Linked DNA regions of Homo sapiens: region 2 is linked to region 1. Evidence: read pairs that join two places in POLR2A ChIA-PET (ENCODE). Cell type or tissue: B cell. All regions are shown on one strand. Each heading gives the region's core, and the rest is flanking DNA. Links, peaks and the distances in the headings are about the cores only.

Region 1 (8,347 bases), core at 48-8,047:
TAAAGTACTTAACATAGTATCAGGCCAACATAGGATCATAGCAAGAGGAAGCATTCAATAATTAGTTGTGGTTGGGTTATCATTATTGTTGTTGCTATTGTTGTTATTATGACACTAACATCTACAACTTTCTGTATTTCATCTGTCAACAAATATTTCAATATCAAATCTGATCCTGCTCCTTGACTCAGACCTTTGTCATTTTGATTGAAAAGATGTTTACCTGTTGGTCCCCAGCCTCACTCTTCTGAACCTCAGATCCACTGAGTGTGTATCCAGAGGTAAGTATGTGGTAAGTATGCTTGTCATTTACATTATCTGTCAGCATGAGTATTGGTTTCCTAGAAACCTAATATTGAAAACACTTAGCATTGCTAAAAGCATTAAATGAAATAAAGACTCAATATAGCTGCACTAATCTGTGCTTTCTAAATTTACTGATGGACGTGAAGAAAGTAGGTTGGCATGGAGTTTATACAATTTATGGATCACACTGATCTGAATTCAGACAGTGTGTGCTCAGATAAAAATATTGTTTCCTCCCATGAGGTTTCCAATTTTGCAGAGAAGAATACCTCTGTTTAGCTCATTACTTAACACAATGGGTAGCTGGGTGGCCTTGCATTCTGGAAGTGAAATGACACAAGAATGTCTCCACTGCATTCTCCAGAGGTAAAGATTCTCTGGCACAAAATCACAACCAAGGTGGGGTTCCAAAACTATAGAACAAATGGCAGCAGCCATGCAGCCAGCCTTGGTTCGGGTGGGCTGTAAAAGCAGAGGTTGTCCTCGTGTTATCAGCACTGACTTCCTGTTGTGGCCACACTGACAGAGATGAGATGGCAGAAAGCAGGAAAGAGACCAGAGCTGCAATTGACAGATGGCTGGCCAAAGTTGAAGGGTCAGAGACTACACCAAAGACTTCTCAGAAAATACTTGCCTAGGAGGCTCTCACTTGGAAAGATATTCAGGGTTGTTAAACATATCCTGTTATTAGGAAAACGAGAGTTTTATCTTTCTCTTACTCAGAAAGAAAAAACAAAAAGAAAATTAGTGCTCTTAAGAAAAGCTATTTTAATGTTATCCATTATAAAATTAGAAAACCTTGAAAGGCAAATGTTTCTTCTGACCATTTACACTGAGCTTCTTTCATTATCTCATATGCAACCTTGTGGATTGAAGGTGGAGAGTCCTTAGGATTACCCAGGAACATCCCTGTCTGCTCCCCCTGCTAGGCAGGAGGAGATTTGAAACCACATGTGTCTACTTCATTTCTGTCACGGGTAGGACAGTGTCATATACTTTGTAGGTAACTCAAAGATATTATAGGTAACTCATAGATATTGATTGAATTAATGTTTAATAAAATGAGAACACCAGCTCTGCTGTTATCATCATCCTCATTTCGATTCGCTGAACTCTGCACCAAGGCCAAATACATTATACTTTAGGCTTTGTTAAAGCCATCTATGTAAAGCTGGCTGAAGTCGAACTGTACAGTAAACAAGAGATGGTAATAGTCTCTGCATGTGTTATTTCTTTCAACTCCAAACCTCAAAGCATTTTAGGAAGAAATACTATTTCATCTTTAAAAAAAAATAGAAAAAAGAAACTTCTGAAAAATTAATGCAATCTAAATAATAGTCATTAAAAAGTAAATTATGGTAAAATGGCATACTATGCAGTCATTAAAGAGACGATGTTGCTCTATACTTATTTACATAGAACATTATCCTTGGGAAAAAAACTTATTTAAAAAATAGAAACAGTTTAAAATATGTTTAATATAATGCCTTTCGTAAAAAAAAATGTATGGGTATATGTGTAAAAATGTGTATGGGTGTGTGTGTGTTTGTAAATAGGAAATAATTGGAAGATATTCAACACAAGTTTCCATGGATGAGATGGGAGGCAGATGATAAGTGATATTTGTTTCTATATTGTATGTATTACTACATTTTCTGTTTTTATAGTAATGAAAAAGTATTAGTTTACATTCTGAAATAAATGTAACTAGCTTAAAATAATATGTAGCAGCAATCTTAAAAAATTTTTATTTACTAAAAATCTCATCATCCAATAATTATTTAAATACCTTTTCATACTATCTGTATAAGTTAGCTAATGTTTTATAACAAAGCCTTGAAGTAGTAATTTATTATTATGGCCCATGAATCTGTGGGACACCTGAGGACTAAGTATTGACTGACTTAGGTTGAGCTTCACTGACATTATAGACTGAATTATGGCCTTCAAAATTCATATGTTGAAATCCAAATCCCCAGTACCTCAGAATGTGATTGTATTCAGAGATGGGGTCTTTAAAGAGGTAATTAAGGTAAAGTGAGGTCATAAGGGTGGGTTCTAATCCAATAAGATTGGTATCCTTATAAAAAGAGGAGATTTGGACACAAACCTGAGCATAGAGAAAACACCATGTGAACATAAAGACAGCCATCTACAAGGCACAGAGAGAGGCCTCAGAAGAAATCAGACCTGCTGACACCTTGATCTTAGATCTCCAGCCTGCAGAACTGTTAGGAAATAAATGTCTGTTGTTTTAATTTACATAGTCTCTGATACTTTGTTATGGCAGCCCTAGCAAACTCACAAGCTGCTATCAACTGGGGTCACATTATAGGTTGACTAGGAGACCTGCTCTAAGCTAGATCTGTGTAGGGTACTTTAGCTGGGGGAACTCATCTCCAAATGTCTAAATTTCTTCTTCAAGCACCTGTGAACTTCAAGCTCTGGCATATCCTTCTCATGGATGGCAAGAACACAAGAGAGAAAGTGGAAACATGCAAAATTTCTTGAGACCTAATCTTGGAGCTAGCACACTGTCACTTCTGTCTCATTCTGTTGGTTTAAGCAATTCACATGACTAAGCCTAAGATAGAGAATTATGCTGTGTCTACTATGGGAAAGCATTGCAAAGTGGCATGGTAAAGAGTGTAGATGCCGGGGAGGGAGAGTAGGGCAGAGCAATCAGGGCCAATGATATAATCTACCATGATACCTTAGTGTTCACATATCTGTTTATATTGCAGCATTCTTAGTCCACATACTGTAACTATATATTTCCAATTTCACTCAATATTTAATCTTATATCACATTTTTAACATAATTCATTTTTTATTTTATCGAATGCATAATATATATATTAATTGAGACTTCAGAGGTACATGGTCAATTGCACAGTAGGATAGTGAGGAACTAGAATAAGGAAAATCACATTGAAAATTTGTTCCAAAAAATTAGTCAGTAAAATTAGCACATAAATAAACCAATATAAAAGTTTAATTCAAATGGAAAATTTCATAACAGCACAGTATAGTGTTTTGCACATAGCAAGCACTCAATCATGTTTGTTGACTAGACTCTATGTGAATTTGTTTTGAATGTGGGAACTGTTGCTAAAACAACACATTCAAAATGTGGAAAACCTCATTTTTTGAAATAAAGAACAACAGCAACAATAAAAAATACATACAAAATACTGATGACAGTATAAACTGTAAAATGTCACAATTTAGTATCCATCCTCAGCTTTCTGCTTAGAAACATGTGGAAGCATTTTACAGGCCTGTTAAAACTTTTTGATCTACTTGGATGAAAGATTAGCTAAAATTTAGCCATTCTGTTACCACTTTAAAACTATGATTTTATTTTTGCACTCCAAACACTTTTAAGTTACTGAAAAATGAATAATCAAAGAATTTTGTTTTCTGAAGAGAGATAGCCTCATTTTTCTAAGAGGATCAAAGGATGAGAAAGCTTTGTTGAAGGTTTCCTTCTAAGAGAAAGTAAATCTTGGCTCCAAATTCATTTTCCAAATCAGGAAGTAGAAAATTTTTTCAGGAAAGGATTGAACTAGGGAAGCAGAAAAAAAAAATTTTCCACTGGTTAATTATTTTGATAATTTGGTTCTAAAAACATTACCAGTATATATATTGCTAAAAAAATATTTTAGTGTCTTATATGGTAAGTAATTCCATCATTTAAAAAGCATGTGGAAATTGCAAAGCTAAATAGCAGACATATATTTATTATATTTGGTTCATGCACATACTCTAGGGATAGCTAAATGTGTGTATAGTACTCTTTTGTATCCTCTATGAAACCTCTCCAAAGCTATTATGAATTATATTGTTTAAATATGTCCTCACTCAGCTTCATGAGAGTTATTCCCAACTCAGTTTCAAACTGAACACATGTTGCATCTGTTTTCTGTTTGTGAATATTGAATGTTTGGCACTTTCATTGGGATATTTTTCTTTGGAATGAAATAATTTCAAATATTCACTTAATCAAAACATCAGTTTCCTTTTCCAGTTTCCATTGTGGATTGTTGGTAGGTTTCCCAGACCAGCTCTCTTGTGCTGTGCAGAGGGACCCTCCTCCTCTTGGTGCATAGGAAGGAACAGAGGGGAAAGGAAACAACATCTGGACCATGGGCTTGTCCCTTCTCCACATCTTGTTCCTCTCTAGATTTCACCTGACTTGAGGTCTCATTCAAGTACTCTTGAAGATTTTAACTGTTTTGTCCTCTTCTGATTATTTATAACTTCCTTTTTTTCTTTTTGAAAATGTTACTGGGAGCAGAATAATTGAAGTTCTGTGAAGCCACTGGAAACTCACTGCTCCCTCTCCTGCCAGTTTCAATAAAAAGCTTTTTTTTTTTTTTTGAGGACCTATATCTTTGGGATATACATGTTTAAGCAAAATTAACCTGGCAGGGGAGATACATTGAGAAGGGTTGATTGAAGCAGTAAGAGATTGGAAGGGGGAAAGACAAACTCAGAGGCTCTGGCCACCATGCATGGAGGAAATGAGGAAGATTACTGCTGTAAAATTCAGTGAAAAAAATCCATGTGCTACTAGGAAAAGCATGGACTTCAAAATCAGAAAAATTGGAGTTGAATCCCAGCCCAACAACTCATAAACTCTGTGACTTCAAGCAAGGTACCCAACTTCCTTAAACCTCATTTTCTCAACTTATAAAATGGATGTGAAATCAGCATACATAATTGTTATAAAGACTAAATTATAAAGGTTTTTAAATGCTTAGTGTTTTGATCAGTTTAAATTGCTACAACAGAACACCATAGACTGTGTTAAACAACAAACATTATTTTTCACACTTCTAAAGGCAAGGGAGTCTAAGATAAAGACATCAAGAGATTTGGTGTTAGATGAGGGCCCACTACTTGGTTTATAGATGGCCATCTTCTCACTGTATCTTCACCTAACAGAAAAAGAGCAAGAGAGCAATCTGCAGTCCCTTTCATACAGGCACTAATCTCATTCATGAGGGCTCCACCCTCATTACATAATTATCTCCCAAAGGCTTCTCCTAATACTATCACGTTGGAGGTTAGAATTTCAACTTACGAATTTTATGGGAGGAAAAAAAATGTTCAGTTTATAACACCTAGTATATAATAGATGTTCAATGTTAATATATGATTTTAAATGGACATATTTGAGAGATATTATAAAGGAAGAAACAAATGAATAATGGACTGAATATAGGAAACCAGGGAGAAAGATACTCAAAGACGGGGAGGTAACTAGGTTATTGACACACATGTTGTAGTTGGGAAAGAGAGTCAATTTGGAGTAAAAGCTAATGAATTTAACATTGAACACATTGAGCTTGAAGCAATGGCAGGATATCTGAGTAAATGTGTGCAGAATGTAGTTGGAAATACAGTACTGGAACACATGTGAGAGGTTACAGGGGGGCTATGTATTGGGGTTAGAGATACGAATTTTAAAATCATGGACTGAGAAATAATATTTGAATCTATGAGAACAGACAAACTTGCTAGAGGCAAATAGCAGAACCTTGGAGAACATCCACAATTTAGAGAAAAGCAAAAGAAGTTAGAAGATCAATTTTTAAAAACTTAGGAGGAGATCTAGGTAAGCCTTCATCCATGGAAACCAATGGGAAATTCTCAATGAATGGATAACTGATACTATTACATTGTCAATACATTGGAAAGACCATGGATGCCCATCAAGGGGGATTTGCTCAGCAAATTATAGCACATCCACATAAAGGAAAACTATGCAACATTTAGAGAATGGTAGATCTATATTTATAGACATGGAAAATATTTTAAAACAAATGGATTAAAAAACCATAGGTTAAAGAACACCACGTGTAGAATGTAATCCTATAAAAATGAATACATAAATACATATGGAGTAGGTAGAGAAAGTCCTTAAGATTGTTTTCTGAGTTCTACTAACAATTACCTATGATGGCATCCAAGGCGAGTTTTACTTTTTCTTTGTACATTTCTACATTGCTTTTTTTTTTTTTTTTATGATAATCATGTATCACTTCAAAAACAAAGTATTTTTAGAAAAGAACGAATACTACTGAAGTTGGTATTGTGACTTTATATTCTTATATTATCTGTTGGTCCACACTGAATCCTTTCTGCCACTTGCAGGCCATTTACTCAGCCTCAGGGTGTTTTTCTGGAGGTTGTCTCACTGATTGGACCTACCTAGCTCTTTAGTTAGCATTAGCTGAAGTCACTGGTGTTGTCCTTTGAGGTGCTTTGTGGAGAAAAAGCGTTGTATGGTCAATAGGTTAGAGAACTGTGAATGTGATACCTCACTTTAAGAGATCACCAATCACACTTGCACATTCAAGTATCTGTGAAGGTGCTCCTGAAAATGAACTTGTCAACATTTAATCTAATACTTCTCCAAATTCTTTGAGCATGGAGGGAGCTATTTTCTTGTTTTATCAACTGCTAACATACCATGGAACTAGTATCTGCAAAGCAGATTATGAGAGACATGAGCTTAAATGGTGATCTAGTGCTTTGTTATGGATTTTTCAGCTTTTCTTGAGTGAAATTCAGTTTGACCAGCTAATACGTGCAGTTCCTAGACTCCCTTGGAATCTCTCCAAGAGACAGGTCAGTAACCTAATATTTCCCTTTGTTCTGTGGTAGGTCTCCATCAGGCTTATTTAATGACAGGTCGTACACTGTCAGCAAGTACTTTAGAGTTATAGTTTTGGATCTCTTCAAGATTCTAGTTGGAAAAAAAGGACAAAAATACAGAGAATCCCAAAGTTTGCTTCTTTGTGTAAATTTTTCATCTCCAGCTTTCCTCTTATCTGGAAGTTAGAAAATGTTAACAATATTCCAGTGGTAGAAAGTTAATCACATTTTGCAGCCAATGAGTTGTTTTAAGAAAATATCAAAGTAATGTATGTTTTCATTGAAGATAAATTGAGAAATAAATAGAAGAAATTTAAAAACATATTAATCACATCATACAGAAAAAAATCAGTTAATATTTTGATTTTTAAACCTCTAGACTCTATTTATGTTGATACACATATATAGAGTCTGAATCACCACTTAAGCTCAAATCTTCCATAATCTGCTCTGCAGATAATAGGTCCCAATTTTATTAGCAGTTGCTAAAACAAGAAAGAGTTCTATTCTCAAAGAATTTGGGGAAGTATTATTAATAGATTAAATATTGTCAAGTTTATTTTCAGTGTATGCATTTGTTTTTTTGTTATCATCTGAACAACAATGTAGTCACATTATACGTTTGTTATATAATCTGCTTTCCCTCACTAATTAATATATATATAAATAATATATTTCCTTGTCAAGAATATAGATTTACATTATAACTTTTATGGAATAAGTATTTAATTGAATTAATAAACTATACTTTCTTAAAGAGATTTTTAATGTTTTAAAAATTGATAATACACATATTTTCATGGTACATGTTTTAATTTAATACATTTATATAATTTGTCAAGATCAAATCAGTGTGTTTAGGATACTCATCACTTTAAATATTTGTCTTTTCTTTATGCTAGAAACATTCAAATTATTCTCTTCTAGTTATTTTGAAATATACAATAGGTTATTGTAAACCATAGTCATAGATCAGTTTGACACTGATCTATCAAACACTAGGTCTTATTTATTCTATGCAACTATATATTTGTGCCCGTCAATGAACCTCTCTTTATTCCCTCTTCCCTTCAATTTTTTCCAGCCTCTGGTAACCACCAATCTACTCTCTATCTTCATGAGATACACTTTTTTACTTCCCCCATATGACTGAGAACATGCAATATTTGTCTTTCTATGCTTGACTTATTTCACTTAACATAATAACCTCCAGTTCCATCCACGTTGCTGCAAATGACAGGATTTCATTCTTTTTTATGGCTGAATATTATACCACTGTGTATATATACCACATTCTCTTTATCTAGTCATCTGTTGATGGGCACTTAGGTTGATCATACTTTGGTTATTGTGAATAATGCTGCAATAAACATGG
Region 2 (8,347 bases), core at 112-8,111, 56 kb after region 1:
GCGAGACTCCATCTCAAAAAAAAAAAAAAAAGAAAAGAAAAGAAAAGAAAAAAGAAAAGAAATTTGTCCCTGAGTTCAGCTGAAGTGATTAATGATACCACCTGGGCCTTAGAAGGTAGTCAGCTCCAACTCAACTCACTGACCAGAATTGTTATAGATGATAGAATTGCAACAGATGTCAGATTCTAAATCGTCCCTAAAACATCCAGCTATACCTGGATTAATGCCGCAAACCAAGTAGAAAGGTCAAATGAGAGCCTTAAGGAGAAAGCCACTGACTTTCCAAGGTAGACCCTGTTGGTTTGTGGTATTCAGAACTCTGGGTGTCATGATTAAGGTCAATACTTTGTCCTGCTGCTTGTATTGTTGATAGTCCCTTAATTAAGTGCTATACAAGACAAATGGAATTAAGCCTCTATACATCAGATTAATCACAGTGGTCAATGGAGTCACATATTCATGTGAAATTTTGAGTTCTGCCAAGAACGTTTAAGGGTGGATGGTTAGAAGAGGAAGATCTGTCTTGGTCCTGAGTGTCCCTGCATAATTTTGCTAAGTATGCCAGATTGCAAGTCTTATCTGTCTCCTGAGACTGAGCATTTTTGCAGCTAGACACATAGACAATTAAGTGGGTCAGGGTAACTGTACAATGACTCTCGTGTAACTGCTCACCATCAGGGTAAGGGAGATTGGCTTGTTTGCTGCTTGTTCAAGAAATTTGGACCCTTGGATCTGGGTTTCTCTTTTGCAGTGCAACCCACTAAGTGTGCAGGTGGCATTTGGGTCCATTACATATTCCCTGTGGGAGTTGGGGGCAAGAGGAACTGACAAATATGCTGATGCTCATGCTGCTTTCTGTGCTATAAGCAATAAAGTACTTTGTCTCCTAACTAGGATTTTTGTGACTTCTGCCAGCATCCATGAAACCAGCAGATTAATTTATTAGCTTACAAGAAGGGTAAAAGTTTAAATGCTTTACAGTTCATGACAAAAGGTAGTCATCCCTCCCTCAGTAAACATGAAGGCTTGGTTCTAGAACCTGCTGCATATATCAAAATCCATGCATACTCAAGTCCCACTGTTGATCCTGTGGAACCCGAGTGTAAAAAAAGCTGGCCCTCCATATACATGGGTTTTACATCCGGGGAATGCTGCATTTGGTTGAAATGGAATCCCACATGGTTCAAACCTGTTTTGTTCAAGGGTCAACTGTAATGCCAAAGCATTGTAAGCAATGAGAATTTTTTTATACTATAAACCCACAGAATCTAGGAGTCATCCTAATTTGGATGAATGAAATATTCAAATTAGGATGACTCCTAGATTCTTTCTGATCATAGGTGGAAAACAGAAAATTCCTAGGAAATTTTACATATGTTTTGGATAGTTTAATTGGAAAACTCCATCAGATTGATAGTGGTCCTGTTTCTCTGGAGAACCCTGACTAATGCAACCATAGTAAAAGGATCAGTACTATGTCACTTAAGAATAAGCTGAGGGCTGCATAACTGCAATCTGGTACACTGCAGCTCTCCCATCTTAAAAAGTTTCTTTCAACTATTACACTATAGAAACTAAAGAAGGAAATAACTGAAAAGGTCACTTAATTTTTGTATTTTGCTGAGTTTTCCTTTACAATATATTTCCAAGTACTTCAAAAGTACTTATAGCAGGCAATAAAGATTTTTGCTCTTCCCAATAGAAAATTATTCAGTATGTTTATAATAAACCAGAATTTAGCTTAACTCATTTTACTCTATTAAACAAAAATTTTCCATTTAATTGTTTCCTTTATTACTACTCACGGCTTTCCATTACAATATACTTGCAAATGCACATTGGCTAGGTAGAGGGTTGAAGCAAGGTTAATTGGATAATTTTACTTTTATTTCTTCATTTTATTATCTTAAAATTTTAGGATAATAGGTATTCCCTAAAATTGTAGATTCCCCATAAGTTAATTTGTAAATTAAAATTTGGTATATTAAAATTATATTTTAAATCATTTAGAGACTACCCTTGATGGAATTTTATGACTTTAGAAGTATTTTCCCTAAGTTCTTTTTCGGTGCCCAGCAAAATTCTGATGAGTTTTTCTTTCTTTCCTCCCTCCTTACATGCCTTTTCTTTTTTTTTTTTTTCCAAGAACTATCTATACTTTCAAGATTATTTTGTTAACAACATAGATGAGATCCTAGGATGGTTTCTGTAGTAAGAATTTTGTGAATTTTATGAATTTTAATCGCTAAAAATTTTACTGGGAAAAAAAATGTTGAGCCCTACATGTAATAAAATTACTCTGTTTTTTGAATGTTTAATGACAACTTTATACTTTTCTGATTAATGTTCATAGTCAAAATGTTATACAAAAGAACTGTGCTATTAATAATGATTGTAACATAAATGATGTAGGGAAGTCTCTCTTGGCAGACTGATCACTTCCCTTTTATACTGTTTCTACCTTATCATTTCTGAAACAGGAGTTTTCATGCTTCATTGTATATAAAAATCCCCTGGGAATTGATTGAAAATGCCAGTTCCTTGGCCTACCTTCTATTATTTCTGAATTGGAAGTTCTGGACTGAGACGCGGGGAGTCTGCATTTTAACAAGCTTCTCAAAGTGATTCTGATATAGATGAGCCAAGATCCACTTACTGACTAATGCATAGTATCTAAACTTGACTAATGCTTGGTATCCAAACATTTTCTGCACGTCAGTGTAGCACACTTAGATTTTTACCTAAAGTTTTCTTATAAATTGAATCATTTAGCTCATGTTAACTGGGTAAGTTAGTGGGGCCTGACTTCTGCCTTTTGCCACTAGGCACCATGATAGTTTGGAATGGATTAGTATTTGTTTATTTTTATTTTTTATTTATTTATTTATTATTTTTTGAGATGGAGTTTTGCTCTGTCACCCAGGTTGGAGTGCAGTGGCATGGTCTCAGCTCACTGCAACATCTGCCTCCTGGGTTCAAACAATTCTCTTGCCTCAGCCTCTGGGTAGCTGGGACTACAGGCATGCACCACCACACCCAGCTAATTTTTGTATTTTTAGTAGAGACAGGGTTTTACCATGTTGCCCAGGCTGGTCCCAAGCTCCTGACCTCAGGTGATCTGCCCGCCTCGGCCTCCCAGAGTGCTGGGATTACAGGCGTGAGCCAACGCACTTGGCCAGGAATGGATTAGTATTTGTAACTAGGGTTGAATGCATAAAACTTTGAGTTGTATAGAATTTGATTTTTGTTTTATATGTCATTTAATAGAAAATAAGAAAATACAGACAAAAAGGAAAAAAATTTATCATGCATCTCTCTTCCCAGCCCTTAATATCATTTTGTCGCACATGCTTCCTTACTTTTGAAATACACATAAATTGGCCGGGCACAGTGTCTCATGCCCGTAATCCCAGCACTTTGAGAGGCTAAGGCGGGCGGATCACATGAGGTCAGGAGTTCGAGACCAGCCTCATCAACATAGTGAAACCCCATCTGTACTAAAAATAAAAAAATTAGCCGGGCATGGTGGCACCTGCCTGTAATCCCAGTTACTTGGGAGACTGAGGCAGGAGAATCACTTGAACCCGGAAAACGGAGGTTGCAGTGAGCCGAGATCACACCATTGCACTCCAGCCTGGGTAACAAGAGTGAAACTCCATCTCAAAACAAACAAACAAACAAAAAAGAAATACACGTAAGTCTATGTAAGCAGGTGAGGATATATGTTGTAAAACAAAAATTGGGATTTACTGTTTAAATGCTGTCTTATAAACACATAATGTATTAAATTTGCCTTTCCCCTCTCAATAATACATTTCTGTATAAATACATGCAAAAACATTTCATGAATAAATTAAGATTTAACTAAACCCTATTAGATTAAAAAAATTTTTGGCTCTTACAAATAGTGCTTTCTTTAAATCTGTTAAAATACGTCTTCATGCATTGGTCCAATATTTAGCTTAAAAAGCTTTTGATACATAGTTGTCTATATGTCCATTAGAATTATAAAAGTGTACATTAATGAAGCATAGGGGACAGTGGTAATTATAGTTTTTGTCTGTTTACTACCTTTTTTTTTTTTTTTTCATCTTCTGGTTCTTTGGGTGAACTATAACTCCTAACATCCTGCTCTGCCACCCATCCAGGGCCAGGATCCTGGTAGGGTTGTAAAGCACATAGCCTCCATCCTCCCATTCCAGGATGTGCTTGTGATCCAGATTGGGCCAGAATATTTTCCCCAGACATTGCTGATAGAGCAAACTGGAGAAACTTATTTTATTTGCTTTTGGCTGTCTTCCCTGACCTTAAGGAGAAGCCCGTTTGTACAAAGAGGAACTGAGAAAAATACAGAGGGAAGTAAAGAGATATAGATGATAGCAGAGGGAGAGCTAGCTAGTTAGCTAGCTAGAAAGAAAACACTGGAGCCCCTGGATTGAGCCATGCCTGAAAGCTAGCACTGCCTCTAAACTCCCCAGTTATATGGGTCAATAAATTCCCATTTTTTGCTTGAACTAGTTTATATGAATCTCTCTTATTTATAAGCCAAACAGCTTTTATTAATACATAATGCAAATTCAAAATAAAATACAAAAATTCACCCTTCTTATCAGTAAATAATTTTAATAGTTATACAAACTAATTGCCTATTATGTGGTCCACAATTTTAAACATGTAAGCTCTTAAGTACATGATTTATCACTCGCTTCTAACTATGTAAATATCTAACTTTGTAGGAATACTGCACTTTAGCAAAACATGATTTTTTTCAGAGACTGAATATTTAGATAAGTAAAAAGTTTCTATGGCTTCACATTTCAAAATTTCATCCTATAATATTATTTCAAATTCTCAAGGTGCAGTGAAAATATGGTTGCAGTTATAAAAGTTCAGTTTACTCAGCTTTTCAAGAACACATTAATGTGCAAAGACACTATTACATAACTTTGCTTTGCAGTTGCACTTTTCCCATTTGAGAGAACTGTTCAGTCATACTTTTGTCATTATCTCTTAGTACTTGTATAGTTTTTGACACAATTGTTGTACCGTAGCATATAAAGCTACAGAAATATGATTGGCATTACTTTATAAACTAAAGACACAAACACTGTTACATCTCTTATTTTTCCCATTTCTAGTTTGAAGTTTCACATGCCATATTAACTGAAAGCATTGTGTCTCTTCCTAAACATCTTTACTCTCAAATTGTCAAAGAACTCTAGGAGATGATGGAATTAAAAGCAGGTCAGTCCTGGTGAACAGATGGCACTGAGGTCCGCAATAGCTCTTCATTGCCACAAGGTGTCACAGAAGGAAGAGCTTGCACAGACTGGCCACCCTCTGCTGTAGGGAGACCCTTGCTGGTCCAAACCCCTGTCTAAATAGCAATGACATCCCTCTGTAGTTCATTCCCATTCCCTGAGGATCATCTGTTATTTTCTAAAACACAGCCAGCCTATGAGCGTTGCTGGATCCAGGGAAACAAGTATTGCCCATGTCCAAACCAGCCCTATTCCATGAACGCTTAAGTCCTTACCTTCTTTTAGAGGGTTAGGGAGAGCTTTCAATTTTTATATAATTTTAAACTTTCAGAATAATTGCAAAAATAGTATGAGAAACTTCTGTATACCATTTCCCCAGATTCGCCAATTGTTCACACACACTTTTTTTTTTTTTTTCTAAACCACTTAAAAGTAGGTTGGAAACATTTCAGTGTGTATTTCCTAAGAACTAAGACATTCCCTTACATAATCAGATAAAGTCATCAAAATTAGGAAATCTATATAAAACTTATCTAATTCAGGGTTTGTATTAAAATTCCTGCAAACTATCCCAATAGTTTTTTACAGCTAATTTTTCTGCTAATTTCAGATCCAATCCAGAATCATATATTACACTTAGCTGTGATGTCTGCAGAAATACCATAGGAGTGATGTTGTGTCCTTAGTGACCATGACAGGAGATGCATTAATCTATTTTCCTTATCTATTGGTCTTGTTAACTTTGATAACTAGGTCAAGGTGGTGTCTACCAGGTTTCTCCACTGTGTAGTTTTCATTTTCCCCTTTGTAAATAAGTGATTTGTGGGAATACACTTCAAGACTCCCCATGTGGTTCCTTAGTGTTTCTCACAGAATGGTTAGATGGGTTCTAAGAATGGATGTACCAATAGAGTTGAAGAAGATGGCATTTTTATGATCTTGCCTCAGAAGTCGCATAACTTTACGGCCCTTCTTGGATGAAGCATTCACAAAGGTGCACCCAATTTTAAGATGGGGGGACATAGAGCCCACTACTCCAATGTCAAGGTGACATTTCAGAAAAGCATCGTGGATTGAAAGGATTATTGCAGCCAACTTTGAAATACTCTGTTAGCCACACTGGGCAGTACCATGCCTACTGAATCATAGCCACTTACTCCCAGCAGTACCACCCTCCCACTCTGTGTCCAGTCTGTTTAATTTTAGGCCTCTGTGAACCCTCTTAAGATTGGCATTCTCAAGAGAGGCCTGGGATTAACATCCAGTGAATTTGTTGGGGCCCAGTTGTCTCATGTGCCTGTTGCTGCCACTGTGCAGTGCAGCAGATGATGGGGGTGGCATCTGCCTGTGAGTCATGTTAGCAAAGAGGAGAACAAAGGCAAGTAAAAAAGACCCTAATATTGCCCTTTATCCCAGAGCCACTTAAAAACAACAGTTGACTTTTTTTTTTTTTTTTGAGATGGAGTCTTGCACTGTTGCCCCAGCTGGAGTGCAGTGTTGCGATCTCGGCTCATTGCAAGCTACGCCTCCTGGGTTAAAGCGATTCTCTAGCCTCAGCCTCCCAAGTAACTGGGATTACAGGCGTCCACCACCATGCTCAGCTAATTTTTTGTATTTTTAGTAGAGATGAGGTTTCACCATGTTGGCCAGACTGGTCTCGAACTCCTGACCTCGTGATTCACCCACCTTGGCCTCCCAAAGTGCTGAGATTACAGGCGTGAGCCACTGCACCCGGCCCAGCAGTTGACCTTCTAACCTCCTTTATTTTCAGTTATCTTTGGATGCCACTTGTACACACTGGTCCTAGGATCTATGCTCAACTCACAGTTGACTTTTCCCACCCTCTGCCCCAAGGCCATCTAAATTCCACACTGTGTATATGCTTCCTGAGACAGTGGAAACTTTTGGAACTCTGTGTTCCAAACATAGAATAGAACTCTATGTTCTACTCCATGAATGGGCTGAGACTTTACAAATTTTCTACTTGTAAAGTGTATTTAGCAGCTGTGGGAATAAGAAGTTGGTGACTTCTTAGGTAGTAATCTGCCTCATCATATTGATCTAGTATGAGGTAGCCAAAAATATATGTTTTTATGAAAGAATATTGTATATATATGTACACTACAAATTGGCAAAAGATTTGAAAAGACACTTCACCAAAGAAGATTTGCAGATGTCAGGTTCTTTAAAAAGTACTCAACCTCAATCACTAGGGAAATGCACATCAAAACCACAATGAGATGCCACTATACACCTGTTAAAATGGCCACAGTTAGAAAGACTGATCACCTCAAGTGTTAACAAAGATGTGGGGCAATTTGAGCTCTTATACACCACTGTTGAGAATGTAAAATGGCACAACCACTATGGAAAACAATTTGACAGTTTCTTTTAAAAGTTAAACATTTGGCAGGGCGCAGTGGCTCAAGCCTGTAATCCCAGCACTTTGGGAGGCCAGGGTGGGCGTATCACTTGAGGTCAGGAGTTGGCCAGCCTGGCCAACATGGTGAAACCCCATCTTTACTAAAAATACAAAAAAATTAGCTGGGCGTGGTGGTGGGCGCCTGTAATCCCAGTGACTCGGGAGGCTGAGGCAGGAGAATCGCTTGAACCTGGGAGATGGAGGTTGTAGTGAGACAAGATGGCGCCACTGCACTTGAGCCTGGATGACAAGAGTGAGACTATGTCTCAAAAAAAAAAAAAAAAAATTCGTCAACCAGGCACAGTGGCATGTACCTATAGTCTTAGCTTTTTGGGAGCCTTAGATGGGAGGATCGCTTGAGCCCAGGAGTTTGAGGCCAGCCAGGGCAATCTAGCAAGACCCTGTCTCTAATTTTTTTTAAAGTTAAACATACATCTATCTTGTGATCCAGCCATTCCACACCTAAGTATTTATTTAAGAGAAATAAGAGGATACAAACATATAAAGATTTGTACATGAATGTACATAGGGGCTTAATTTATAATAGCAAAATACTTGAAAAATCCAACAACCTGTCCATTAACAGGTGAATGGCTAAACAAATTGTGATATAGCCATGCAATGTGATACCATTCTGCATTAAAAAATGAACTATTGATATATG

What was found. ChIA-PET counts read pairs that join two places held together with the same protein. Peaks named below come from ENCODE experiments on the same cell type or tissue, not always from the same donor. Only the 100,000 strongest peaks of a DNase experiment are listed, where the experiment ranks them.
Region 2: POLR2A ChIA-PET joins it to region 1 with 5 read pairs; 2 of 35 experiments call an interaction of 5 or more read pairs at or near these places.

The regions. Positions count from the first base shown.
Region 1 is chr6:113,920,265-113,928,611 of GRCh38, forward strand. It overlaps LINC02880 (long intergenic non-protein coding RNA 2880), which reads left to right. Exons shown (of 4, transcript NR_027060.1): 4 at 192-1,378. Among named protein-coding and RNA genes, the nearest start is that of LINC02880, 20 kb to the left of the region's middle. In B cell, for the core only: no CTCF peak of the experiment used is centred there; no DNase peak of the experiment used is centred there.
Region 2 is chr6:113,975,838-113,984,184 of GRCh38, forward strand. The region is part of intron 1 of HDAC2-AS2 (HDAC2 and HS3ST5 antisense RNA 2); the gene reads left to right. Among named protein-coding and RNA genes, the nearest start is that of HDAC2, 8.9 kb to the left of the region's middle. In B cell, for the core only: a CTCF peak has its summit at 5,299 (motif pointing right); DNase peaks (open chromatin) are centred at 2,574 and 4,314.